Regions from separate parts of the Homo sapiens genome. Here region 1 is linked to region 2. Evidence: read pairs that join two places in POLR2A ChIA-PET (ENCODE). Cell type or tissue: Panc1. All regions are shown on one strand. Each heading gives the region's core, and the rest is flanking DNA. Links, peaks and the distances in the headings are about the cores only. Region 1 overlaps GAPVD1 (GTPase activating protein and VPS9 domains 1). Region 2 overlaps GAPVD1 (GTPase activating protein and VPS9 domains 1).

Region 1 (7,608 bases), core at 2,861-5,360, 52 kb after region 2:
TTTGGCCACACACACACACAAAGAGTATTAGAATTAAATTATACTTTTATACTTTTCTTTCAGACACAAGCATTTATCAGGTATCTGGTTCATCTTCAAACTCAAAAAAAAAAATTTATAGAAACCCCTATGTAGTCTGTTAAGTCCTTCACTCAACCATTCTTTTTTATTTTTTGAGATGGAGTTTCGCTCTTGTTGCCCAGGCTGGAGTGCAATGGCACGATCTCGGCTCATCGCAACCTCTGCCTCCCACTCCCAGGTTCAAGCGATTCTCCTGCCTCAGCCTCCTGAGTAGCTGGGATTACAGGCATGTGCCACTACACCTGGCTAATTTTGTACTTTTACCAGAAACGGGGTTTCTCCATGTTGGTCACGCTGGTCTCAAACTCCTGACCTCAGGTGATCCACCCGCCTCAGCCTCCCAAAGTGCTGGGATTACAGGCGTGAGCCACTGCGCCCGGCCTCAACCATTCACTTATATATATATTAAATATTAGAAACTGAAGTATCAAGATATTCACCACTTCCTCTGACCACTGTATTAGAGTTTTAAACTGGGTTTCAGCTTTGAAACAAAAAATAACCACCCTTCTGAAATTTTTTACAAAATCATAATACATATTGAAACATATCCAGAAAAGTTAGAAAATATAGGTAAGCATAAAGAAGGAAAGATTCTTTTGTTTTTGTTTTTTTGAGACAGACTCTAGCTCTGTCACCCAGGCTGGAGTGCAGGGGCACAATCTCAGCTCACTGCAAACTCTGCCTCCCAGGTTCAAGCAATTCTCCTGCCTCAGCCTCCCAAGTAGCTGGGACTACAGGTGTGCGCCACCACACCCAGCTAATTTTTGTATTTTTAGTAGAGACGGGGTTTCTCCATGTTGGCCAGGCTGGACTCAAACTCCTGACCTCAAGTGATTCGCCCACCTCGGCCTCCCAAAGTGCTAGGATTACAGGCATGAGCCACCATGCCTGGCCAGCAGTAAAGTTTAACTGACTATAATCTTAGTTACCAGAAATCAAACAGCTAGGTGCCTAAAACTTATTCTAAAATGTGTATACAGTAAAAAAAATTATTGGTCCTAGTTCCTTTACAAATTAAAACATCTGCCCAAGCATGGTGGCTTGCACCTATCCCAGCACTTCCAGAGGCCAAGGCGGGCAGATCACTTGAGAGTAGGAGTTCAAGACCAGCCTGGCCAACATGGTAAAACCCCGTCTCTACTAAAAATAAAAAAAATTAGCTGGACATGGTGGCAGCCACCTGTAATCCCAGCTACCAGGGAGGCTGAGGCAGGAGAATCACTTGAACCTGGAAGGCAGAGGTTGCAGTAAGCAGAGATCATGCCACTGTACTCCAGCCTGGGCAACAGAGTGAGACTCTGCCTCCAAAAAAAAAAAAAAAAAAAAAAAAGCCAGGCATGGTAGCTCATGCCTGTAATCCCAGCACAGCGGGTGGATCACCAGAGGTCACGAGTTCAAGACCAGCCTAGCCAACATGGTGAAACCTTGTCTCTACTAAAAATATAAAAAATGAGCAGGGCATGGTAGCACCTGTAATCCCAGCTACTCGGGAGGCTGCACTCCAGCCTGGGCGACAGAACGAGACTCCAACTCAAAAAAAAAACAAGAACAAAAACTAAAATATCCTGAAAACGATTACTTAAGGAGTTAAAGTTGAAAATAATTCTATGCAAGCACAAGTTTAGGTAGTTCAAGTGTAAAAAATACATAACTGAAATCCTTCTTGCTTAACAGAAAATTAACTCCAGAGAAGGAAATATGTATGACAAAAAAACAGCCTCCCAAAAGTTGAAGGAAAAAAAAACACTCAACTAAACATTTGAAAATTATTTTTTCAAGTACTAGTCTGTCCAAAGCAAATAAGAAGGACTCAGCTGGGCAAAGTAGCATGCTCCTGTATTCCCAGCTACTCAGGAGGCTGAGGCAGGAGGATCGCCCTGTTCAGGCCAGGAGTTTGAGGCTTCAGTGAGCTATGATGGCACCACTGCACTCTGATGACAGAGTGAGAATATGTCTCAAAAAAAAAGGATTCCACTTACATAAAACTTAAAAATTTGTAGCTGTAGGCAAACTTAAAAAAATTATTTTAAAAAAATATTTTTAAATCATACTTTACCTTTGAGATTCCTAGAATGTATAACCAACTCTCTCCAGTACACTTACCCCTAAAGAAAAAAAAAAGGAAAAAGGAAAAAATAATAAACTGAATGTCTTATCACTGGAATGTACCTACTTTCGCTATTAAACTACCTACAAACATTACAAGTAGCTGGGCGCAGTGGTTCATGCCTGTAATCCCAGTACTTTGGGAGGCCGAGGCAGATGAACTACTTGAACTCAGGAGTTTGAGACCAGTGTGGGCACCTCTACAAAAACTACAAAACTTGTATTTAAAACTCGTCTGGTCAAACAAAAATAAAATACAAAATACAAGTTAGCCAAGCATGGTGTCATGTGCCTGTGGTCCCAGCTACTCAGAAGGCTGAGGCAGGGGAATCTCTTGAGACAGGGAGGTGGAGGCTGCAGTGAGCTGTGATAGCGTTACTGCACTCCAGCCTGCATGACAGACCAAGACCTTGTCTCGAAAAAAAAAAAAAAAAAAAAACAATGTTAGGGGTAATTATTCCAAATAAACTAATGAAACTGAAGCATACATTTACAGAGCAGCAACTTTTGTATTGTTAGTTGCACCAACAAAAGATCAGTACATATTGTCACAATTTCCAGAACGCCATGATCAGGTAGTGTTACCATGTAAGGTAATAAGAACTATGTGCCATCACTGGAGACCAGCTCACAAACCCTCAGTGGAGCCAGCTGCGTAAAGTGAGAAGTGACAACATTGTGACGGTGGCTAAGAAAGCACCAGTAGAATAAAGTTCTTGGTTTTTTTTTGGGGGGGGGGGTTGTTTGTTTGTTTGTTGTTGTTTTTTTTTGAGACAGAGTTTTGTTCTTGTTGCTCAAGCTGGAGTGCAGTGGCGTGATCTCGGCTCACTACAACCCCAGCCTCCTGGGTTCAAGCGATTCTCCTGCCTCAGCCTCCTGAGTAGCTGGGATTACAGGCGCGAGCCACCACGCCCAGCTAATTTTTTGTATTTTTAGTAGAGATGGGATTTCATCATGTCGGCCAGGCTGGTCTCAAACTCCTGACCTCAGGTGATCCACCCGCCTCGGTCTCCCAAAATGCAGGGATCACAGGTGTGAGCCACTGTGCCTGGCCGAATAAAGTTTATTTTAAATTCTAGCAGCTAGGCATAGTGGCTCACGCCTGTAATCCCAAAGCTTTGGGAGGTCAAGGTGGGAGGATTGCTTGAGCCCAGGAGTTTGAGACCAGCCTGAGGAACATAGGGAGATCCTGTCTTCCCAATAAAAAAAAAATTCTTTTTTTAATTGGTCAGGCATGGTAGCTCACCCCTGTAATCCCAGCACTTTGGGAGGCCGAAGCGGGCAGTTCACCTGAGGTCAGGAGTTCAAGACCAGCCTGATCAACATGGTGAAACCCCGTCTCTACTAAAAATACAAAATTAGCTGGGCATGGTGGCACATGCCTGTAATCCCAGCTACTCGCGAGGCTGAGGCAGGAGAATCAGAAGGCAGAAACTGCGATGAGCTGAGATTGTGCCATTGTACTCCAGCCTGGGCAACAAGAGTGAAACTCCATCTCAAAAAATAAAAAACTAAAATTAATTAACCGGGTGTGGTAGCACATCCCAACCTACTCAGGAGACTGAAGTGGGAGGACAGCTTGAGCCCAGGAGGTCGAGACTGCAATGATCCCTGATAGCGCAACTGAACTCCAACCTAGACAACAGAGCAAGACCTTGCCTCAAAATTCAAATTCCTAGGCTCAAGTAATCTGACCGTCTCGGATTCCCAAAGTAAAATGTGCATCTTCTATGTGTAAAGTAAACATGGCAAAATGTTAACAGCAAATCTAGGTGAAGGGTATATGAATGTTTACTGAACAACCCTTCTGTAGGCTTACAATTTTTCAAAGAGTTGCAAAAACAATATTTAGAAGTTATGGATTACAAAAAAACAAAGCCTGCCGGGTACAGTGGCTCATGCCTGTAATCCCAGCCCTTTGGGGAGGCCGAGGCAGGCGGATCACAGGAGTTCAAGACCAGGCTTGCCAACATGGTGAAACCCCATCTCCACTAAAAATACAAAAAATTAGCCAGGTGTGGTGGCACGTGCCCATAGTACCAGTTACTCAGGAGGCTGAGGCAGGAGAATCTCTTGAACCCAGGAGGGGGAAGTTGCAGTGACTTGAGATGGCGCCACTGCACTCCAGCCTGGACCACAGAGCAAGACTCTGTCTCAAAAAACAAACAAAAAGAAAAAAACAAAACGAACAGCAGAAAATAGGGAAAGATACAAATAATAATTTAGCACGTATATTCTGCCTCCCAGAATTAGCTGTTGTCACAGTAGTGTCTAGTCTCAAAAAAAAAGTATAGATATCCTCAAAAGAAATTATAGATAACGGGCTGCGCGCGGTGGCTCACGCCTGTAATCCCAGCACTTTGGGAGGCCGAGGCAGGTGGATCACAAGGTCAGGAGATCAAGACCATCCTGGATAACATGGTGAAACCCCGTCTCTACTGAAAATACAAAAAATTAGCTGGGCATGGTGGCGGGCGCCTGTAGTCCCAGCTACTTGGGAGGCTGAGGCAGGAGAATGGCGTGAACTCGGGAGGCAGAGCTTGCAGTGAGCCAAGATCACGCCACTGCACTCCAGCCTGGGCGACAGAGCGAGACTCCGTCTAAAAAAAAAAAAATAAAATAAAATAAAATAAAATAAAAATTAGCCGGGCATAGTGGTGCATGCCTATAATCCCAGCTGCTCGGGAAGCTGAGGCAGGAGAAATGCTGGAACCCGGGAGACGGAGATTGCAGTGAGCCGAGATCGCGCATTTGCACTCCAGCCTGGGCAACAAGAGCAAAACTCCACCTCAAAAAAAAAAAAAAAATTATAGATATCATCCCCTTTGCCACTACCTCCCATTCATAATCCCTTATAGACGTGAAATTATAGAGTACGCCTATCTTCAACTTTACTAAGGGCTGCAAATACTGTCTTCAAAAGCAGCTATACCAGTTTACACTCAACCAACAGTTTTTTTTTCCTCCTCCTAACAGTAACCGGTAGCAGTTTCTTTTTTTTTTTTTTTTTATAAATTTTTTCTTTTTTAATAGAGACAGGGGTCTCACTTTGAGGCCCAGGCTGGTCTTGAACTCCCGGGTTCAAGGACTCAAGTGGCCCTCAAACTCCAAAAGTGCTAAAATTATAGGCATGAGCTACCACGCCTGGCCAGTAGTTTCAAAATTACCATTTTTGCCACATCTTCACCAACATTTGATATCGTCAGACATGAAATTTTTTTTTTGGCCGGGCGCGGTGGCTCACACTTGTAATCCCAGCACTATGGGAGGCCGAGGTGGGCAGATCACGAGGTCAGGAGTTCAAGACCAGCCTGGCCAATATGGTGAAACCCCGTCTCTACAAAAAAATACAAAAATTAGCCAGCCATCGTGGCACCCGCCTGTAGTCCCAGCCCAGGAGGGAGACTGAGGCAGGAGAATCGCTGGAACCCGGGAGGCAGAGGTTTCAGTGAGCCAAGATTACACCACTGCACTCCAGCCTGGGAGACAAGTAAGACTCCCTCTCAGAAAGAAGAACAGAAAAAGAAACAATGCCAGGTGTGGTGGTGCCGACCTATAGTCCTAGCTACTTGGTAAGGCTGAGGCAGGAGGATCACTCAAGTCCAGGAGTTCAAGTCCAGCCTGGGCAATGCAGCAAGACCTTGTTTCAAAAAAAAAGAAGGAAGAAGAAAGAAGGAAGAAGAATGAAGAGAAATAAAACAACCTAGGATCACACAGTAAAAGGTAAAAGAACCTCAGCAAAACAAGAACTTCACTTACAGACTTTCCCTTTTATTACCTCATACAAAATGATGAATAATCAAACCTATATGGCAGCATGTACTAAGAATGATTAGTCCCCATATGAAACCAAATGCTCACAAAAGCACAACATAGTGCTGGGAAATAATTTTTTGTCTTTTAAAAAATGTAAGATGGCCAGGCGCGGTGGCTCACGCCAATAATCCTAGCACTCTGGGGGGCCAAGGCGGGCAGATCACTTAAGGTCAGGAGGTTCGAGGCCAGCCTGACCAACATGGTGAAACCCCGTTTCTACTAAAAATACAAAAATTAGCCAGGCATGGTGGCAGCACCTGTAGTCCCAGCTACCTGGGAGGCTGAGGCAGGAGAATGGCATGAACCCGGTAGGCAGAGCTTGCAGTGAGCTGAGATCGCGCCACTGCACTCCAGCCTGGGCGACAGCCTGAGACTCCATCTCAGAAAAAAAAAAAAAAAATCCACCTCCATGATTTAAAGAAAACCAGCAAACAGTAAAATTTCTTTTCTCAGGCTTACATTAGAGCTTACAGAGCTGCAATCCCTTGGAAGTGGGGAGGTGCCTTAATACAAAAATTTAAAGGCCAACATATTCACTTTTCTTTCTTCTTCCGATTATTTTGTTCATTCCCCATTACCCTGAATGAAATATCTATGGTCTATTCTTTCAAAATGACTACTCTGGGCAGGACGCGGTGGCTCACATCAGTAATCCCAGCACTTTGGGAGTCCGAGGCAGGCAGATCACCTGAGGTCAGGACTTTGAGACCAGCCTGACCAACATGGTGAAACCTTGCCTCTACTAAAAATATAAAAATTATCCAGGCGTGGTGGCTGGTGTCTGTAGTCCCAGCTACTCAGGAAGCTGAGGCACAAGAATCGCTTGAACCCAGGAAGCTGAGGTCGCAGTGAGCGGAGATCATGCCACTGCACTCCAGCCTAGGCAACAGAGCCAGACTCCGTCTCAAAACAAAACAAAACAAAAGACTACCCTGATCCCATCCAAATTTTTTATCTCCCTGATTATGAAATTCTCTTTCGTCTACACTGTCATCCTGTCTGCCTTCAATGATTCAAATGTTCTTCTAAAGAACCAGATTGCCATTTATGAACTCCTTTTTAAGGAGGGAGTCATGGTGGCCAAGAAGGATGTCCACATGCCTAAGCACCCAGAGCTGGCAGACAAGAACGTGCCCAACCTTCATGTCATGAAGGCCATGCAGTCTCTCAAGTCTCAAGGCTACATGAAGGAACAGTTTGCCTGGAGACATTTCTACTGGTACCTTACCAATGAGGGTATCCAGTATCTCCGGGATTACCTTCATCTGCCCCCCGGAGACTGTACCTGCTACCCTACGCCATAGCTGTCCAGAGACCGGCAGGCCTCAGCCTAAAGGTCTGGAGGGTGAGTGACCTGCGAGACTCACAAGAGGGGAAGCTGACAGACATACCTACAGATGGAGTGCTGACAGACATACCTACAGATGGAGTGCTGTGCCACTTAGTGCCGACAAGAAAGCTGAGGCTGGGGCTGGGTCAGCAGCCAAATTCCAGTTGAGACGGATTTGGTCGTGGACGTGGTCAGCCACCTCAGTAAAATTGGAGAGGATTCTTTTGCATTGAATAAACTTACAACCAAAAAAAAAAAAACAACAGTTCTTC
Region 2 (7,608 bases), core at 2,968-5,467:
CCTGTAATCTCAGCTACTTAGGAGGCTGAGGCAGGGGAATTGCTTGAACCCGGGAGGCAAAGGTTGCAGTGAGCTGAGATCGCATCATTGCACTCCAGCCTGGGCAACAAAAGTGAGACTCCATCTCAAAAAATAATAATAATAATTAATCTAAAGTTGCTTGTTATAGAGCTTTTTCTTCTTTTTTTTTTTTTTTTTTAGAGAGAGTCTCGCTCTATCGTCCAAGCTGGAATGCAGTGGCACCATCTTGGCTCACTGCAACCTCCGCCTCCCTGGTTCAAGCAATTCTCCTGCCTCAGTCTCCCGAGTAGCTGGGACTACAGGCACACGCTGCCACACCCAGCTAATTTGTTGTATTTTAGTAGAGATGGGGTTTCACCGTGTTGCCCAGGCTGGTCTCAAACTCCTGAGCTCAGTGAATCCACCCACCTCGGCATCCCAAAGTGCTGGGATTAGAGGCATGAGCCACTTCGCCCAGCCCAGAAGTTATTATGTCCAAAAAGTGGAAGAAATCTATAGATTTAATCACAGAAGAAAGTTGAAAAAAATTATGATATGCCATGTGAGGTTAAGGAAAACAGCCATAAAAACCATGTTATTTAAGAATGTTAAATTACAAAGGGAAATGTTAATGCCATATTATTAAATTACAAAAGGTTACAAAACAGGATAAACCTAATTTTGCTGTGAATAATCTAAAACGTCAACTGCTATCAACAAAATTTTGAGATTATAGGTGATTCTATTTCTCTGTTTTGTAGAATGAACATACATTACATGTCATTTTTTTGGAAAAGTCAGATTAAAATATGAAGTTATTATATTTTAGGTTTCTTTTTAAATGTCAGTAAATTTGAACTATTGTCTTTAAATAAAAAAAAACCCGGGGCCAGGCGCGGTGGCTCACGCCTGTAATCCCAGCACTTTGGGAGGCTGAGGTGGGCGGATCACGAGGTCAGGAGATCGAGACCATCCTGGCTAACACGGTGAAACCCCGTCTCTACTAAAAATACAAAAAATTAGCCAGGCGTGGTGGCGGGTGCCTGTAGTCCCAACTATGCAGGAGGCTGAGGCAGGAGAATGGCGTGAACCCGGGAGGCGGAGCTTGCAGTGAGCCGAGATTGCGACACTGCACTCCAGCCTGGGCAACGAACGAGACTCTGTCTCAAAAAAAAAAAATTGGTACTAGTAGGCAAAATGACATATTCTCATTTCACAATCTTGGCTTTGAATTTTCTTTTTAATACCTATTTCCATTGTCTTCTGCTTCATAAAGGTATGTGTGAGTGTGAGTAAAGGAATACAGAACATTTAAGAGTATGTGCAACATATTGAAATACTAGTAAGTCCATTTTTTCCCGTTTCGACATGCATGATATCCTTCTAAAGGAGCTCTATAAGCTTTGGTATATATTAATACTGCAGAAACAGAACTTGCTGTTATTCTATTTAAGTCTGAATAAAGACATATCTTCTCCATTTTATATGACCAAAGGCATCTTGCAATTTTAATTTTATTCAGGAAACAATCTTTACAGCCAACTGTTCAGGCTCATTAGAGGAAATCTTCATTAGTCTCCTCAGTGAGAAGCACAGATGGTATAATTATAATTTATAAGCTCCTTTAAAAAACACAAAACAAACTATTAATTGAACCACACAACTCCTTGAATGAAGTAACCCTTCACCTTCAGATATTCCTTCCAGATTATCACTGCAGAGGGAAAAGCGCAAGGTTTTATCAGGTTTACCATGGAGTTTGTTTTCATCAACAGGGACATCTCCTTGTCCTCCATCCGAAAGCTGCATGTTTAGGACCTAAAAAATAAAATGTCAATTTTGGTTTATCAATGGAAAGATTACTGATAAGGAAACAAACCACAGCAAATGCATATTTAACTCCTTAATCTTAAATTATCAATTTTTAACTACAAACCTATTTAGAAGGTCTGTCAAGCTTTTAAATACCTGTGGAATAAAAGTATATAAATTAAAGCAGCTGAAGCCATGCCTTTCCATTACCCTACGAGTGTTACAGATAGAACAGGCAACCAGACTACCAGATGAGTAGTGGTGAGAATTATACAAATCAGAAGTCTTTGGTGTCAGCACGCTGGTCCTTCTAATTCTGTCATGTGTCAACTATGTAACCTTGGATAGGCAAGTTATTGAAATTCTCTAAGCCTCAGTTTCTTCATCTATAAAATGGTGACAGTAACAGTATGTATGCCATGTAATTGTTGAGAATTAAGTAAAAAGATGCACATAAAACAGTTGTCATGTCACGTATTAAATTTGCAAAATTTAAAGAAAGTAAATCAACAAGGCTGGGCGCAGAGGATCACGCCTGTAATCTCAGCACTTTGGGAGGCCAGGGCAGGCAGATCACGAGGTCAGGAGATCGAGACCATGCTGGCTAACATGGTGAAACCCCATCTCTACTAAACTACAAAAAAAATTAGCCGGGCTTGGTGGTGGGTGCCTGTAGTCCCAGCTACTCGGGAGGCTGAGGCAGAAGAATGGCGTGAACCTGGGAGGCGGAGCTTGCAGTGAGCCGAGATCGCGCCACTGCACTCTAGCCTGGGCGATACAGTGAGACTCCATCTCAAAAAAATAAAAATAAAAAATCAATAAATAAAATTTTTAAACATACTAAATTTGCAAAATTTAAATAAAATTTAAAGTAAATAAAAGTAAATAAATTCAACTAGAAGAAAACGTGTAATCATGTTATTTTGTAGGCATCAAGATTTAATCCATCTAGTCTGAACGTCCACTTGATCACAACATACATACAGGGCCACAAAAGTCCACACCAGAAACTAAAGTATGACTTCACAGACATCTCCAGCTTAGACTGATGGCCTTTTTATATGCTTTCCATTTGCCAGATGACTTCCAAATAACATAACTACATCTCACTACTCCCTACAAGCCTCACAACTCAGCTTTGTGTGTATATCTCCACCTTAATGAAGAATTAAGTGCTTTGTTGAAAGTCACATAGCATGTTTTAGGTACACCTTGGACTTGAACTCAGAGGCCTTGGCTCCCTTGGCTGTTGCTGAAATATGAAGGAAGAATAGTACCCTCACTTACAAAGAAAAAAACTTACCACAAAAAATGAAAAATATGTGAGGCGATACAGGTTATTTAGCTTGATTCAGCCATTCCACAATGTATATCAAAACATGTATACCATAAATAGATACAATTTTGTCAGCTAAAAGATAAATGATTTTTAAACAGAAAGAAAAAAAAAATTCTTGGTTGCTGTTTTGGCTCTGAGTAAATTAAAGGTTTTGAAATGGTTTTATACATTTACACATGATGCCTTTAAATACAGGTTTTTTGGCTGGGAGCGGTGGCGGCTCATGCCTGTAACCCCAGCACTCTGGGAGGTCAAGGCCGGTGGATCACCTGAGGTCAGGAGTTCAACCTGGGCAACGTGGCAAAATCCCATCTCTACTAAAAATACAAAATCAACCAGGTGTGGTGGTGTACGCCTGTAATTCCAGCTACTTGGGAGGCTGAGACAGGAGAATCGCTTGAACCCGGGAGGTGGAGGTTGCAATGAGCTGAGATTGCACCACTGCACTCCAGCCTGGGTGACAGAGCAAGACTGCATCTCAAAAAAAAAAAAAAAAAAGTTTTTTTTTCCCTATTTGCTTGAAATTAATAGACATAGGCCAGGCGTCGTGGCACACACCTGTAATCCCAGCTGCTCAGGAGGCTGGAGAATCACTTGAACCTGGGAAGTGGAGGTTGCAGTGAGCTGTGATTGCACCACTGCACTCCAGCCTGGGTGACAGAGGGAGATTCCATCTCAAAAAAAAAAATTAAATACACATAAAATTTTTATTAAAAAAAATTTTTTTAAGATGGAACTCATTCTGTCGCCCAGGCTGGAGTGCAGTGGTGCAATGATGGCTCACCACAGCCTTGAACCCCTAGGCACAGGCAATCCTCCTGTTTTAGCCTCCTGAGTAGCTGGGACTACAGGTACACACCACCAAGCCCAGCTAATTTTTTTCATTTTAGTTCTTCGTATTATTATTATTATTATTATATTTTTGAGACAGAGTCTCAATCTTTCACCTAGGCTGGAGTGCAATGGCATGATCTTGACTCACTGCCACCTCCACCTCCCAGTTTCAAGCGATTCTCCTGTCTCAGCCTCCCAAGTAGCTGGGATTACAGGCATGTGCCACCACACCCGGCTAATTTTTGTATTTTTAGTAAAGATGGGGTTTCACCATGTTGGCCAGGCTGGTCTCAAACTCCTGACCTCAAGTGATCTGCCTGCTTCGGCCTCCCAAAGTTCTGGGATTACAGGTGTGAGCCACTGCGCCTGGCCTATTTATTATTAAGACAGGGTCTCGCCAAGTTGCCCAGGCTGGTCTTGAAGTCCTGGACCCAAGGATCCTTCTGCCTCAGCCTCCCAAAGCGCTGGGATTACAGGTGTGAGCCACCATCCCTGGAAATTTTTTTATTTTTGTAGAGACAAGGTCTTACTATGTTGCCCAGGCTGGTCTTGAACTTCTGGTTTCAAGCAATCCTCTCACCTCAGCCTCCCAAAATACTGGGATTACAGGCATGAGCCACCATAACTGGCCAACATAAATATTTTAAATTAGATAACTTAAACTATTCACCATAGTGAGTGATGTGAAACTAAAACATCAGGAGAAAAATCATTTCAAGGTCTGGAGATTCACGTGAATTAACAGAAAAGGGATTATATAACACAATGAAGATATTTTTTCCAAATCATATCCAAAGGCAAGCAATTTTGAGACGCCATACAGAAAGCCACTGTACAAAGTCAGTCACACTGGAGTATAAAATACAAAATACACACTGGAGTATAAAATACGAAAATCTAATTTCATGCTTCTAAATCAGAGCATCTGCAAACTCTGGATTAAACTAAAACCACAGAATCTGAGTGCTAAAAAAACTTTAGCTGGCCACAGTGGCTCACGCCTCTAATCCCAACACTTTGGGAGGCTGAGGTGGGCAGATCACCTGAGGTCAGGAGTTTGAGAGCAACCTGGCCAACATAAAGTGAAACCCTGTCTCTACTAAAAATACAAAAATTAGCTGGGCATAGTGGCATATGCCTGTGGTCCCAGCTACTAGGGAAGCTGAGGCAGGAGAATCACTTGAACAGGGGAGGCGGAGGCTGCAGTGAGAGCGGCCTCCCAAAGTGCTGGGTGTATCTTCTTAATGACTATTTATCAACATATAATGTCTTTGTCTTTTGTAATCTTTCTGCTCCTGAGACTAGATAATCTCAATTGATCCATCTTCAAGTTCACTGATTTTTCTGCCTGTACAAATCTGCTGTTGAACCCCTCTAGTGTATTTTTCATTCCAGTTATTATACTTTTCAACTCCAGAATTTCTATATGGTTCCTTCTGTAATTTCTACCCCTTTATTGATATCTTCTATTTGGTGAGACCTTGTTCTCTTGGTTTTCTTTAGTTCTTTGTCCGTGGTTTCCATAGCTCTTTAAGTATATTAAAAAAAAAATTGATTTAAAGTCTTGAGTAAGTCCAATGTCTGTGCTTCATCAAGGCCATTTTCTTTCTTTTCTTTCTTTTCTTTTTTTTTTTTTTTTTGAGACAGAGTTTCGCTCTTGTTGCCCTGGCTGGAGTACAACAGCACAATCTCAGCTCACCATAACCTCTACATCCCAAGTTCAAGCGATTCTCCTACCTCAGCCTCCCGAGTAACTGGGATTACAGGCATGTGCCACCAGGCCTGGCTAATTTTGTATTTTTAGTAGAGACAGGGTTTCTCCATGTTGCTCAGGCTGGTCTCAAACTCCCAACTTCAGGTGATCCACCCACCTCAGCCTCCCAGAGTGCTGGGATTACAGGCGTGAGCCACCGCCCGGCCATCAAGGACGTTTTCTTTTTTTTTTTTTGAGACAGAGTCTCGCTGTATTGCCCAGGCTAGAGTGCAATGGCGCAATCTTGGCTCACTGCAACCTCCGCCTCCCAGGTTCAAGCGATTCTCCTGCCTCAGCCTCCTGAGTAGCTGATATTACAGGTGCACACCACCACGCCTGGCTAATTTTTGTATTTTTAGTCGAGACGGGGTTTCACCATGTTGGTCAGGCTGGTCTCGAACTCCTGACCTCATGAACAGCCCACCTTCGCCTCCCAAAGTGCTGGGATTACGGCCATGAACCACTGCGCCTGGCCCATCAAGGACATTTTCTATTAACTTTTTTCCTGTGAAAGGGCCATATTTTTGTTTCTTTATATGCCTCATAAGTTTTGCTGAAAAGCAGACATTTTAAATATTATAAAGTGATCATTAAAAAGTCAGGAAACAACAGATGCTGGAGAGAATGTGGAGAAACAGGAACACTTTCACACTGTTGGTGGGAGTGTAAATTAGTTCAACTGTTATGGAAGACAGTGTGGCAATTCCTCAAGGATCTAGAACCAGAAATACCATCTGACCCAGCAATCCCATTACTGGGTGTATATACCCAAAGGATTATAAATCATTCTACTATAAAGACACATGCACACATACGTTTATTGAAGCACTATTCACAATAGCAAAGACTTGGAACCAACCCAAATGCCCATCAACAATAGACTGGATAATGAAAACGTGGCACATATACACCATGGAATACTATGCAGCCATAAAAAAGGATTAGTTCATGTCCTTTGCAGGGATACATGTGCCATAGTGGTTTGCAGCAATAAAAAAGGATTAGTTCATGTCCTTTGCAGGGATACAGATGAAGCTGGAAACCATCATTCTCAGCAAACTAATGCAGGAACAGAAAACCAAACACCGCATGTTCTCCCTCATAAGTGGGAGTTGAACAATGAGAATACATGGACACAGGGAGGGGAACATCATACACTGGGGCCTGTCGCAGGGGTAGGGGGTTAGGGGAGGGATATCATTAGGAGAAATATCTAATGTAGATCTATGGCACATGTATACCTATGTAACAAACCTGCACGTTCTGCACATGTATCCCAGAACTTATAGTATAATAAAAAAATTAAAATAAAAAATAAACAAATAAATGTTACAAAGTGGCAATTCTGGAAATCAGATTATATACCCTTAACCCCTAGTTGGTTGTTGCTGCTTGTTGTAGTGACTATTTAATGATCTCTCTAAATTTTCTGTCATGTGTGGCCTCTGAAGTTTCTGTTCTGTTAGCTTAGTGGTGAGCACGTGATTTGGCAGATTTAACACCTGGAATAACAAAACAAAACATTTCCAAGTCTTTGAAGATTGGCTCTGTTTTGGGGAACTTCAACACTTAGCCAGGCAGTTTGCAACTGTACCTTAGCCTTCACTTCCTACTTGGGTTCAGCCTGAAGGTTACCCAGCAGTGAGAGCTTGGATCTTCTAGGGTCTTTCCTGAGCACATGACCAGCCCTGGGTATGTGTACAACCTGGTAGATTCCCCAGAACACGTGGGAGCTTTTCAAAGCCTTTGTGCCCCCTGGTGTCTCCTTCCCAAGCCTCTTCCTTCATAAGCATTTGGATCTGTATGCGGATTGCCCTGACTGTTATCCCTTAATGCAAGCAGAAGCAACTAATATATCTGCTTTTCAATA

Evidence for each region. Peaks named below come from ENCODE experiments on the same cell type or tissue, not always from the same donor. Only the 100,000 strongest peaks of a DNase experiment are listed, where the experiment ranks them.
Region 1: POLR2A ChIA-PET joins it to region 2 with 15 read pairs; 14 of 35 experiments call an interaction of 5 or more read pairs at or near these places.

What each region holds. Positions count from the first base shown.
Region 1 is chr9:125,263,517-125,271,124 of GRCh38, reverse strand. It overlaps GAPVD1 (GTPase activating protein and VPS9 domains 1), which reads right to left. Exons shown (of 28, transcript NM_001282680.3): 2 at 2,141-2,189. It also overlaps the pseudogene RPS10P17. Among named protein-coding and RNA genes, the nearest start is that of GAPVD1, 5.5 kb to the right of the region's middle. RefSeq lists an enhancer at 2,923-3,423. In Panc1, for the core only: no CTCF peak of the experiment used is centred there; no DNase peak of the experiment used is centred there; H3K27ac peaks cover 283 bases.
Region 2 is chr9:125,315,643-125,323,250 of GRCh38, reverse strand. It overlaps GAPVD1 (GTPase activating protein and VPS9 domains 1), which reads right to left. Exons shown (of 28, transcript NM_001282680.3): 10 at 1,689-1,818. Among named protein-coding and RNA genes, the nearest start is that of GAPVD1, 58 kb to the right of the region's middle. In Panc1, for the core only: no CTCF peak of the experiment used is centred there; no DNase peak of the experiment used is centred there.